4 separate regions of the Homo sapiens genome follow, and regions 1, 3 and 4 are each linked to region 2. A link is a contact called in ENCODE Hi-C or POLR2A ChIA-PET data. All regions are on one chromosome and are shown on one strand. Each heading gives the region's core, a stretch centred on a gene start or an enhancer-like site at or near the end of the contact. The rest is flanking DNA. Distances are from core to core; before and after follow the strand shown.

Region 1 (2,959 bases), core at 267-2,766, 150 kb before region 2:
AAAAACTACATCAGATGCCTTAAAAAAAAATCCTCTTACTTCTTTTGGTACCTCATTTTTGTTGGTTTTCTAAGCATGTAGAAGGGGACCAGAGCATGCCACCCCAAAATATCCCACTTTTAGTGTAGGTGTTGTTTTAAGCTGAAGGCATTTAGTTTCCTGCCCTCCACCTTTCTGTCTAAAAGCAGGCTATCCATTTACATTTCTGAAAGTGTTCCGTACTAAAGAACCCCTATTTATTATACATTTCTAGTTATCTTCCCATGATTTGTACCTCCCTCAAAGTCCAGAACTTGTTTTCCTCAGTCTAGCCTTTTCCCCGTACTTTATCACCCTTTGTTAAGATGGTGTGTAAACCCAAATTTTAATCACCCTTTTGAGTTAACACTGAGTTCTCCTTTGTGTATGCACATTGCATGCATAGGTAAACTGCTTTTTTTCCCCCTCCTGTTAATCTTTTATCTGTTAAATTCAGGGACCCCAGCCACTGAATCTAAGAGGGTAGGGAAAGAGTGTTTTCCTCTCCAACAGTGTGCTTCATTTTTTTCCTGTTGGGTAATTCAACACTGACTCTCCCCAAAATTACACAGAAGAATTAAAGTAACACAGGAATGAAGAAGCGAACATAGATTTATCTGTCAGATGCATTTAAATAAAGTTATTTCTCTACAATTTCCTTGGTCTTTTGTATACTGTTATAATAAACTAGTAGGCAGCAGAAAATTTTTTTTGTGACAGAGTCTCGCTCTATTGTGCGAGACTGTGTGGCACAGTCTCGGCTCACTGCAACCTCTGCCTCTTGGGTTCAAGAGATTCTCCTGCCTCAGCCTCCCCAGTAGCTGGGATTACAGGTGCCCACCACCTGTAAAAATACCCGGCTAATTTTGTGTTTTTAGTGGAGATAGGGTTTCACTATGTGGGTCAGGCTGGCCTTGAACTCTTGACTTCAGGTGATCTGCCTGCCTCAGTCTCCCAAAGTGCTGGGATTACAGGCATGAGCCACAGCGCCTGGCTGGCAACAGGATTTTTGTTAAATAATCATCCTCTGTTGTCTCCAAGATTTTAGAAATCCCAGAAAACATGGAAACCTATGAAAATATGAACTTGACCTAAAGTATTTTGAATAATATTTATTGCTGTGGTTCTAGATGCTTCTAAAGTTTAGACTAGAGGATAGTTTTTATCTTTGTTAGGTCAGGATATTTAGCTGTGTAATAGTTTGGTTTTAAAGCTGTATGCTTTTTGACTTCTATTTAGGCTAAGAAGGCTTTTAGTCTTTCTTTTAGTGAAGAGGGTGTCCCTAGTCTGAGGGCATCTGTAGGCAGCATGTATCAATCAGTGATTGTAGCCCGGGGCCAGGGCAGCCCTGCGGTTTTCACAGTGGATTGTCTATATATCATCTGTTTCAAGATTCCTGTAGTCATGATACTAAAACGGAAAGGTGGACCAAATATTTTGTTTTTCAGTTTATCAGTTTTTCTTTGAGTCATCTAAGTAAGGCTCGGGATACTGTCTAATGGGAAATGAACAGTTAAGACAAAATCAGGGCAAGTCTTTGGGCAAGACAACTCTGTTTACTTTAGTATGCATACATGCATAGCCTGCCTTGTTCCAAAAAGGATTTAAGGTGGCACTGCTGTGCACTTTCTGTGGTTTATGGTCTGAGACTTATTTATAAATACAGTTACTAGTTTCAAATTGAAATGAATCTGGCTTCCAAATGGTGTGTAGTGTACTTACCCCAACAATGCTGCCATTGTACCCCAAGGTCTTCTTTAGGATTTGAATATGTTCATTGGTCATAAATCTTTATCCTTTGATGTTAGAATCAATTTTTGGAACCAGCTAAAAGTCATTAAGTGCCGAGTTTGGTGAATAACCTGGATAGGCAATCTGGGTTGTTAGAGCTTTTGGTTTATTGTTTTTGACTCATGGACTGTGAGCCAAAATAGGATGATGAAACTAGTTTCTAAGCCACAGTTAACTCCTTGTTAACATTCAGCAGTCTTGAACAATGGGTCCAATTGACTCTTGGTCTTGTGCTACATTAGCAGTGCCATTGAGATCAAATAAACAAGTTAACATTGTCCTCACTTGTGATTTTGAGATGGATGTTTTCTTGGGTTTGTAGTACAGCAAAGTATACCATTGCAAATTTCATGTTTTCAGGTCGTAATGAAAACTTTTGAAGTCAACTCTACCGATTTTCTCAAAATATTTCTGTTTTTTTCAGCTGTTAACAAAAGATCCAAAACAGTGAACAGGTTGTAACTGCTCTTTATCACTTGGTGAAAATTTCTTCCAAACGTTTTCACTAGCTTTTCACATAGTTTGACCCTCTGCCACATATTCGTGTGTTTTGTTTTTTTACTATGTAACCATTAAACTGTACGAATTGAGTTATTACTTTGACATCATTTTATAGATGAAGAAACAGGTTTACGAAAGATGAGACTTGATTTAAGGGATCAGAGATACTAAAGAGTCAAGATTCAAATCCCAGTTTTCTGGGTTTTTTTTCAGTGTATAATGCTGCCAGGATGGACATCAGCCATAACCTCCTTAATTTTCTTTTAGTAATATGAATTAATTTTCATATAAGAATATGAAAATTAAGAGCTCTTCCCTTTTATTTCCATAAATCTTGTGGATTTAATGCCACCCCTAATTAAATGTTAATTACTTTTTACTCAGGTCATTTTTTTTTTAATTATACTTTAAGTTCTAGGGTACATGTGCACAACGTGCAGGTTTGTTACATATGTATGTATGTGCCATGTTGGTTTGCTGCACCCATTAACTCATCATTTACATTAGGTGTTTCTCCTAATGCTGTCCCTCCCCCAGCTCCCACCCCACGACAGGCCCTGGTGTGTGATGTTCCCCGCCCTGTGTCCAAGTGTTCTCATTGTTCAATTCCCACCTATGAGTGAGAACATGCGGTGTTTGGTTTTCTGTC
Region 2 (3,211 bases), core at 34-2,533:
ATATTACTGGGTTTGTTCAGCATGGTAGTGCACACGATGCTGTATTGACTTGGAATTCTCCTCAGGATGTTGAGCCCTTGACTCAGGAAATGTGGTGAGGTGGCTCTGTTTCAAGGGACTAAGCTGCTTTCCTGAGCCATTGCTTTGTGCAGTCCCAGTGCTGGGCACAGCAGCTTTAACTTTCTTCCTGATGACATTCAGAAGTACAGCTGCTGGCTTTTCTCATTAATTCTCACCAGTTAGAGATGAAAGAAAAAGGAGCAGAGGCTATTTCAGGACAATGTGGGTAAGGACGCCGTCCCCTGGATTTTTGGTTTGAGCGTGTCTCTGGCTCTTGTCCTCTTTTATTGTTAACAGGTATTTCCAAGCTCCTCCATTGAGTTTAACATCTTGGTTTTCACAGGCAGTTGGTGGGACCTGCCTTGTGTGTTTCACTGTGGAAGGGAAATCTAGTGGAACCCTCAGTGTTTCCAGCAGGAAACTTCTAGGCTTGCGGAGAACCCCTCTGGTGTCCCGCACGCCCACAAGTAATTAATATTCTCAATGAAGAACTCCTGCTTGGGGTCGCCTCCTTCCTCTGCCAGCCCATCTGGCTGCCCACGTGGGTTTCTCTGGGTGCTTCATTAGGTTCTGTTACCCACAGAGTAGGAGGAGACAGAGTCTCCCTGCTCTGTGTCCTTTGTTCAGGTGTGGGAGGAAGAAAGTCCACCGCTTATCACCAGTAGCAGAGCATAATTTGGAAAGTTGCTCTCATTCTATTTCTTTTTACAGTTCAGAATTTTGGGGGAAGCTTTGCACTCTGGGCTGTGAGCAAGGCCAGGGAGACAGTCTTTAGAGGAGTCTCCACATTATGCTTGACTGTTCCCCGACTTATCTACAAGATTACAGGACCTATTTCAATCAAGTTGTGGTGGAGAGGAGCAGATTTGTGTTGCGAAGACCAGTAATAGATGGTATCTGACACAAATGTTGATGTACAGAAAGCAAGCTTTGAGACCATTTTAACCAAGCCCCTTATTTTGAAGATGAATTTGAGGTTCAAGGAAAAGAAGGAACTTTCTCTGAACCTGTAGCTAGTTAATTTGGAATGGGACTCGGGGCTTCTAGCTCCCAGCCCTAGACTTAGCCTTCTTTTCCGCACTGCTGCTGAACTCAAAGTCTGACTTTACCCAGAGAAACCTGGCACTTGTTCCTCATGTGTGTGAAATGGCTCCCTGAGTGGGATGATTGAGAGTCACGTCCCTGGCTCGTCTGGGCTTAGGTTGATCTCAGCTTCCCTGGCAGCCAAAGGATCTCTGCTGCCTCCTGCTGCTAGCACCAAGTATTAAGGTTTTTTGTTTGTTTTTGAGACGGAATCTTGCTCTGTCACCAGGCTGGAGTGCAGTGGCGCGATCTCGGCTCACTGCAACCTCCGCCTCCTGAGTTCAAGCAATTCTTGTGCCTCAGACTCCTGAATAGCTGGGATTACAGGCATGCACCACCACACCCAGCTAATTTTTGTATTTTTAGTAGAGATGGGGTTTCACCATGTTGGCCAGGATGGTCTGGATCTCCTGACCTTGTGATCCGCCCATTTCGGCCTCCCAAAGTGCTGGGATTACAGGCGTGAGTCACCGCGCCCAGCCGTATTAAGGTTTTTAGGCAAGAAAGATGAACATACTGTGATTTGACAAGTAAAAGCAACAGAGGAAAGAATTAGTAAAGACTTAACTCTGTCAGATTTTGCAAGGGGAGATCTATCCATGGGGATGAAACATGATTCCTTTTGGTTTGTGTTTTTGTTTTTCCCATTGTCACAGTTATCCTGTATAAATAATTGTAGGAGTTCTCGTCAATGTTGGTTGATTCTGGGGTGCATTATTACTTAAAACTTCACTGGAAAGACAAATGTTATTTTTGAAAATAAAACCATTTAAAAATAGTAGTTCTGGCCAGGCATGGTGGCTCACGCCTGTAATCCTAGCACTTTGGGAGGCCGAAATGTGTAGATCACCTGAGGTCAGGAGTTTGAGACCAGCCTGGCCAACATGGCGAAAACCCCGTCTCTACTAAAATACAAAAAGTAGCTGGGCATGGTGACATGTGCCTGTAATCCCAGCTACTAGGGAGGCTGAGGCAGGAGAATTGCTTGAACCCAGTAGGTGGAGGTTGCAGTGAGCCAAGATCGTGCCACTGCACTCCAGCCTGGGTGATAGAGTGAGACTCCATCTCAAAAAAAGAAAAAAGTAGTTCAAAATTAAATTATGGAATCAAAGTTTTGTTGCTGGGATGTACCATACGGGTTATCAAGTATAGTCCTTTTATATTAGAAATGGAAACAACTGAGACCCAGATAATTTTTTTTTTTTTTTTTTTGAGACAGAACCTCACTCTGTTGCCCATACTGGAGTGTGGTGACACGATCTCAGCTCACTGCAACCACCGCTTTCTGGGTTCAAGTGATTCTCCTGCCTCAACCTCCTGAGTAGCAGCGATTACAGGCATGCACCACCATGCCTGGCTTATTTTTGTATTTTTAGTAGAGAGGGGGTTTCACCGTGTTGGCCAGGCTGGTCTTGAACTCCAGACCTCAGGTGATCCACCTGCCTTGACCTCCCAAAGTGCTGGGATTACAGGTGTGAGCCATCGTGCCAGCCAACCCAGAGAACTTTAATAAGTGACTTAGGAAGCTGGATGTGGTGGCTCACACCTGTAATCCCAGCCACTTGGGAGGCTGAAGCAAGAGGATCACTTGAGGCCAGAAGCTTGAGGCTTCAGTGTGCTTTACTTACACCTCTGAATAGCCACTGCACTCCAGCCTGGGAACATAGCGGGATCCCATCTCTAAAAAGAAATTAATTTTTAAAAAGTGATGAAAAATCATAATTCAATAAGTCAATATCAGTACAAGTCTTCTGACTTAGATACGTTTTACCATTTAAGTTTCTTGTGTGCTAGACTTTGTTTTTGTGAGTTTTCCGTAGATTATTTCTAAAGCTTATTGCTACATTTGTGTGTAACAGGTGTTTCCCCCTCCCATAGATGAGAATGAAAGCTCAAACAGCTTAAACAGCTTGCCCAGGGGTAACACAATGAGTAAATGGTTGAGCAGTAATTTAAGAGCAGTCTGAATCCAAGGTCATGTTTTTAACGCTGCCCTGTTGCCATTTCCTTTAATGGTTTCAATTATCTTAACTAACTTTATTTGTCCCAGTGGCAAAGTATTTTTCTT
Region 3 (3,100 bases), core at 431-2,930, 230 kb after region 2:
CTGCAACCTCCGCCTCCCAGGTTCAAGCCATTCTCCTGCCTCAGCCTCCCAAGTAGCTAGGATTACAGGCGTGTGCCACCATGCCCGGCTAATTTTTGTATTTTTAGTAGAGACAGGGTTTCACCATGTAGGTCAGGCTGGTCTCGAACTCCTGACCTCAGGTGATCCACCTGCCTCGGCCCCCCAACGTGCTGGGATTACAGGCATGAGCCACAGTGCCCAGCCCTTCTTAGACTATTTTTCATTCCTCATAGAACCTAGGACAATATCTGGGACATAATGGGAACCCAATAAATAGTTGTCTATGAATTGTTGACCGATTATATGTAGATGGGAAGCAGCTAAAATATGTTCACGGTGTTTGTTTAATAATGTAACTATTTTCTTATACTATAAGCAGATTTTTTGGTTTATCATTTCTGCATAACAGGATTTAAACATACATGATATGTTACTATTAATGCTACACTCTTTCTAATGTGTCTATAGAAAGAATAAAAGTATAAGTGAAGTTGGTTGTACAATTATTATTATCACCAGAGCAAGTTGTGCTTGCTCTGAGGCAATTCCTCACTCCGGTTTTAAAATGTTGAGAAGGGTCTGGGCGTGGTGGCTCACGCCTGTAATCATAGCACTTTAGGAGGCCGAGGCGATGGATCACCTGAGGTCAGGAGTTTGAGACCACCCTGGCCAACACGGTGAAACCACGTCTCTACTAAAAATACAAAAACTAGCTGGGTGTGGTGTCGGGTGCCTGTAATCCCAGATACTCGGGAGGCTGAGGCAGGAGAATCGCTTGAATCCAAGGCGAGGAGGTTGCATTTAGCTGAGATTGTGCCACTTGACTCCAGCCTGGGCGAAAGAGTGAGACTCCGTCTCAAAAATAAAATAAAATAAAATATAAATATAAATAAAATTAAAAAATTAAATGTTGAGAAGGAAGAAGAGGAATATTCCCTGTTCTAACTTCTTTCCTTTGATCCTCAGTCTTGAGAATAAATTTATCATCCCCATTCTTATGAGGAAACTGAGGCTCAGAGAGTCCATGCTATTCACCCAGGGAGTGGTGGAATCAGGATTTAAAGGCAGTGTGCTTGTCTCCAAAGCCCCAACTCTTTCTACTAACAGATAATCATGATTTTAAATTCAATACTCTGTTAGTTATCCATTACTATGTAACAAATGACCCCTAAAGGTATCGGTTTATTGATAACATTAAATGTAAACATTAAACAATAAACATTTATTCTGAGGGTCAGGGAATCTGGGACCAGCTTAGCTGGGTAGCTCTGAGGCAGTCTTTCATGAAGTTGCAGCCAGGCTGTTCACTGGGGTTGTGGTCATCTCAAGGATTGACCGGGGCTGGAAAATCTGTGTATAAACTCACTCAAATGGTTGTTGGCAGGCCTCAGTTCTTTGCTGGCTGTTGGCTAGGGTGTCAGTTCCTTGCTTTCCAGGCCTTTCCATGGGCTGCCTGCCTGTCCTCACAACATGGCGACTGGCTTCCCTTGTGAGTGATGAGAGAGCCCATGATGGAAGTCATGGTATCTTAAAACCAAATATTGGAAGTAATACACCATTTTCTGCCTTATGCTGTTGGTCACACAGACCGACTTTGACAGAGTGTGGGAGGAGATTACACAAGGGTGTGAATACCCAGAGGTAAAGATCGCTGGGGCCACCTTGTGGAAGTTGGCTACCACAAGTACTTGGGCCAATTTTAGGGTCAATTGGATAAGGTCCAAATGGTGGCAACTAACAGTGCCAAGTGCACTGGCCATTTTGCAGGTACTTTTGGGCTTATTCTTTGGCGGCATATGAAGCCCACTGATGTCTCCCCTGGGCTGTGAATGTACTTGGTACTGTTGGGCCTAATAGAATATTTCTATAAAGTCTACTCTGAAGCTGCAGCCCTGAGTATAGAAGGAGCAGAGAATCCAATGCCTCTATATTTATTTTTCTTCTAAGAACTTGTACATATTTATAAGGAGACCTGGAACTTGAACTTCCAGCTTCTGTAATTGTAGATAAGGCAATGTGACCTATGGCAGGAAGAGCAGGTTGGGGATCAAGGACTTCGACACTGGAGTCAGAATCTCTACTCTGCCATTTACTAAGTGTGTGACTTTGGAAAGTTATTTCACTTCTCTGAGCTTTCATTTCCTTTACTGTAAAATAGTAATAGCATACAGTTTCTTTTGGGGGTGAGGATTAACTGAGATAAAGCACAATGTGGCAAACTGTGTTTTCCAAAGTTGGCTACACCAATATGTAGCTACATATCACATCCTACATGCTCTTTCTACGCTGTGTCATGAGAGGTGGGGTGTATGTCTCCTTCCTTTCTAAGGAATTTAGACAGATCTTTGTAACCGCACCAAGTGATGGAACATGGCCAAAGGGATGCTGAATGATTTCCAGAGTGAGGTCATAAAAGGCAATACTTTTTTCTCTGGTTCTGTCTTGGAATACTTTTTTTCCTCCCTTTTTTCCCCCTGTTTTGAGACAGAGTTTTGCTCTGTTCCCCGGGCTGAAGTGCAGTGGTGAAATCAGGGCTCACTGTAGCCTCAACCTCCTGGCCTCAAGCAATCTCTCCCACCTCAGCCTCCTGAGTTTCTGGGACTACAGGTGTGTGCCACCACACCTGGATAATTTTTAAATTTTTTGTAGAGACAGTGTCTCACTATGTTGCCCAGACTGGTCTCAAACTCCTGGGCTCAAGTGATTCTCCTGCCTTGACCTTCCAAAGCGCTGGGATTACAGACATGTGCTACTGCACGCTGCTGATGCTTGCCTTTTGATCCCAGCTGCCATGTTGTGAGGAAGCCCAGGCCACATAGTGAGGCCAGGTGTGGGTGATGCTGCTGGCCCTTAGTCAACAGCCAGTATGAACTGTTAGGCATGTACATGAAGAAGCCATCAGCCTATTCCAGCCTCCAGCCTTCAAGTTTTTTGGTTGAAGTTCCAGACATTCTGGAGGAGATTAGCCATCTCCACTGTGCTCTGTTTGAATTCCTGGCCCACAGAAAATGTGACAGATAGTAAGACTGTTGTTTTACAGCACAGTGTTTGGAAGTGACTTGTTATGTAGCAATAAATA
Region 4 (2,877 bases), core at 124-2,623, 170 kb after region 2:
ACCATTTATGATCCACTTAGTCTTGAGATACTGAGTAATAGAACTTTCTCCTTTTAGGCTGAGTTATGAACTTCGGTTTGGTTTCTTTCTGCAATCCCTGCAGGGCCATAAATTCTTGGCCCTTAAGACTGGGTGGCCCATAACAGACTCAGTGATACCATCAGTAACCACAATTCACACTGGAGTCAAGTTATCTGATTCCCACACCAGTTGGAGAACTGGAGATTCCTTAGAACTTTTAACTGTCATGTTTTCAAAGTTGACATGGAAAATTTTACATGAAGCTTAAAAATACAACTAATCTGTGGTGATAGAGACGAGAAGAGTTAAGCTCTAAAATTAGAAGAGCAGTTCGTTTTGAGGCAGCACTGATTGGGAGGGAGCATGGAGTATATAATTACACATTTCTATGTAATGTAAAAATGTATAGATTTAAGATTTATGCATTTTATGTAAATTTTACTACAATAAAACGAAAATGAAAGAAGACAGATCATAGTTTAATCAAATATTGTGTACAAAGTAATTTCTGTTAAACATTTATATTTTTATGTGTATATGTATCTTTTACATGTATGTGTTAAGGATATGCATTAAAATGGTAATAACTTCCTCTGCCTGTTGGGATAATGGAGAGTTTTGTTACTTTTTGTCTTTTTTTAAAACATGTTCTTCAATAATAATGTATTGCTTTTGTAATTATGAAAAACAAAAGTTATTTTGTAAATCTTTGTTACTGATAAGAGATGGGTATTCTGTTAACTACTCAATTCTCATGTAGGAAAACAAAATAAATAATGTCTATTTGATAAATCGAGAAACAGAAGCATTACTTAGAAATCTGAGTTACCTCTAAAATAATGACTGGCATTTGAAGTTGAGGATGGGTCTTGAGTTCCTGTGATTTTAAGCTCTTGGATATGAGGGTTGGGTGAGTTCCTCTTTTTCTCTTTTAAAATATATGTATGTTTAACTTTGCTAAATAAAATTTAAAAGATGCAATGTATCTCAGTGCAATTTTTAAAAATTTATTTTCATCCAGGTTACTCTACCCTTTCCCTTTGTCATTCAGCAGGCAGAACAAGGAAAAATTAAACTTCTAACTGAAAGGAACTTTGAATAGCAATCAATATCAAATTAGAGACAAAATATAAATATTGCTCAATATAAAATGAGGGTTTTTCTTAATTGAGGGGACAGAAATACAGCTTCTCAGTTATCATAAATTGCATCTTTTTTGGGGAGGGCCTTTTTGGCTTGCATCCATTACCAATTATATATCTTTCACTACTGTGGGAACTGCATTATGGAAACAGCTAAAGCTTGTGTATTTAGCGCCCTCTAGTGCATTATCTTATAACTGATAATACTCCAAACAGCTAGAAAAAATGTAAATCTCAGTCCACCTCCCCTCTTTGCACCTACATGTTTCCTAGCCATGAGACATTAGGCTGTGACCTCACAGTAGTTCTTTAATCTCTAGGCTTCAATTTTCTCATTTGTAAAATGAGGACGATAATAAATACTAGATAGGGTCCTGAGAACTAACTGAATGGTCTATGCTTGTGACATGAATGCCTGGCACATAGTAGAAGCTCGATTAGTGCTAGCTACTCTAACATATAAATAGATCGAGTCAGTACTAACATGATTAAAGACAAGTAATCTTGACTCAGATGTCAGAATCTGCTAGTAGGAAAGTGGAAAATGTTAAAGAGGAACCAAAAAATAAAGAATGAAGGCCTGGGTTTGATACTCATCTTTGGTTCCCTTTTGAGTCAATTGATGCCAATTCTGAAGTCTGGGAACATGTTAAATTCCTTTGCATCCTTCACAGTGCATATAATTGCACACTGTCAACAAATATTTGTGTTAATATTCAAGCTAAATGGTTAGCAAACAAGATGAAGAATGACAGAAAATAATAATTAGTATAAAAATTTGTATTTGGATTCAACTTTCTGTTATTTGAGGCAGAAGCCAAATGCCATTTTTTGGATTGTAGCTTCGGAACAGGCTGTGGACAAGATTTGTGTTACCCGTGTGCAAATGAGCAGCATAATTATACTGTGTGTTTCATATGTTCGCTATGTGACTTTTGTGACTCATTACTGACAACGACAATAGTAGGTTCTAGAATCCTGCCGTCATCCATTCTCACCCATTTTCAGCATTGCATAGGCTATACAGCTAAAATTTACTTCCTCAGACACATTCCAAGAGATACCTTCTCTCCACATAGTCTACATGACCATCTATAGTTCTTTTCCTGCACTGACAGACATAGACTTTGGTACTTAATACCAGTACTTCTTGGGCTCTCCAAGAACCCAGTTGCTTGAGGAAAGCATTGGGTGCTTCTCACCCTGAGTCCCTGGAATCTTTGGTTGGGCCTGTATATAATAAATGTCCCCATTGCTTATTTTTCTTGTGTGCTTTATATTAGACATGTCACAGTGTTGTCTCTCCTTCCCTTCCATTGCCTCAGTGCTAAACCAGACCAATTTTCTCATGAAAGGTACATGATACAGGTAACCATGCATTGTGCCTCTATTAATGCTTATACATTATGCTAAGCATTTTACATCCACTACTTCTTTCACAACCACATCCAGTAATAGAGTATTCCCATTTTCCAGAGGGGAGAATTGCCCTAGTTCACACAGATAAATGGCAGAGCCAGACTTCCAACCCAAGTCTGCCTCTAGAATCTGTGGATTCAACACTGCATCAGAAACTCCAAAGGGAAAATTTTGAGTTGTCTGTCTCCAGAAATTCCTGCAAGGAAAATCATGAAGCTCCCTTTAGGCACTAAGCCATAAGTTCTGAGGCTTCATCCTTTTCAAGAAAACCCACCTACCTAGCCCTGATAATTAT

Evidence for each region. Hi-C counts contacts between places; a loop is a spot of excess contacts on that map. ChIA-PET counts read pairs that join two places held with the same protein, here RNA polymerase II (POLR2A). Pooled maps may share reads with other maps.
Region 1: a loop to region 2 is called in a pooled map, with 2.2 times the contacts of the local background. The contact joins two enhancer-like sites. A Hi-C loop is called at or near these places in 3 of 50 pooled maps. POLR2A ChIA-PET finds 5 or more read pairs at or near these places in 4 of 52 experiments (AG04449, H1 and activated T-cell).
Region 3: a pooled map shows a loop between it and region 2 (6-fold over the local background). The contact joins two enhancer-like sites. A Hi-C loop is called at or near these places in 7 of 50 pooled maps. POLR2A ChIA-PET finds 5 or more read pairs at or near these places in 2 of 52 experiments (H1 and activated T-cell).
Region 4: a loop to region 2 is called in a pooled map, with 4 times the contacts of the local background. The contact joins two enhancer-like sites. A Hi-C loop is called at or near these places in 9 of 50 pooled maps. POLR2A ChIA-PET finds 5 or more read pairs at or near these places in 2 of 52 experiments (AG04449 and endothelial cell of umbilical vein).

The regions. Positions count from the first base shown.
Region 1 is chr7:105,303,213-105,306,171 of GRCh38, reverse strand. The region is part of intron 2 of SRPK2 (SRSF protein kinase 2); the gene reads left to right. Among named protein-coding and RNA genes, the nearest start is that of SRPK2, 84 kb to the left of the region's middle. Within about 2 kb of position 1,516, at least 6 of the 41 ENCODE cell types and tissues checked have a DNase peak (open chromatin) inside an H3K27ac peak, as active enhancers do.
Region 2 is chr7:105,151,168-105,154,378 of GRCh38, reverse strand. All of the region lies in intron 7 of SRPK2 (SRSF protein kinase 2), which reads left to right. Among named protein-coding and RNA genes, the nearest start is that of KMT2E, 140 kb to the right of the region's middle. Within about 2 kb of position 1,283, at least 2 of the 41 ENCODE cell types and tissues checked have a DNase peak (open chromatin) inside an H3K27ac peak, as active enhancers do.
Region 3 is chr7:104,921,636-104,924,735 of GRCh38, reverse strand. The region is part of intron 1 of LHFPL3-AS2 (LHFPL3 antisense RNA 2); the gene reads left to right. Among named protein-coding and RNA genes, the nearest start is that of LHFPL3-AS2, 3.5 kb to the left of the region's middle. Within about 2 kb of position 1,680, at least 16 of the 41 ENCODE cell types and tissues checked have a DNase peak (open chromatin) inside an H3K27ac peak, as active enhancers do.
Region 4 is chr7:104,979,872-104,982,748 of GRCh38, reverse strand. LINC01004 (long intergenic non-protein coding RNA 1004) reads left to right here. Exons shown (of 1, transcript NR_039981.2): 1 at 1-1,002. Among named protein-coding and RNA genes, the nearest start is that of LINC01004, 9.9 kb to the left of the region's middle. Within about 2 kb of position 1,373, at least 3 of the 41 ENCODE cell types and tissues checked have a DNase peak (open chromatin) inside an H3K27ac peak, as active enhancers do.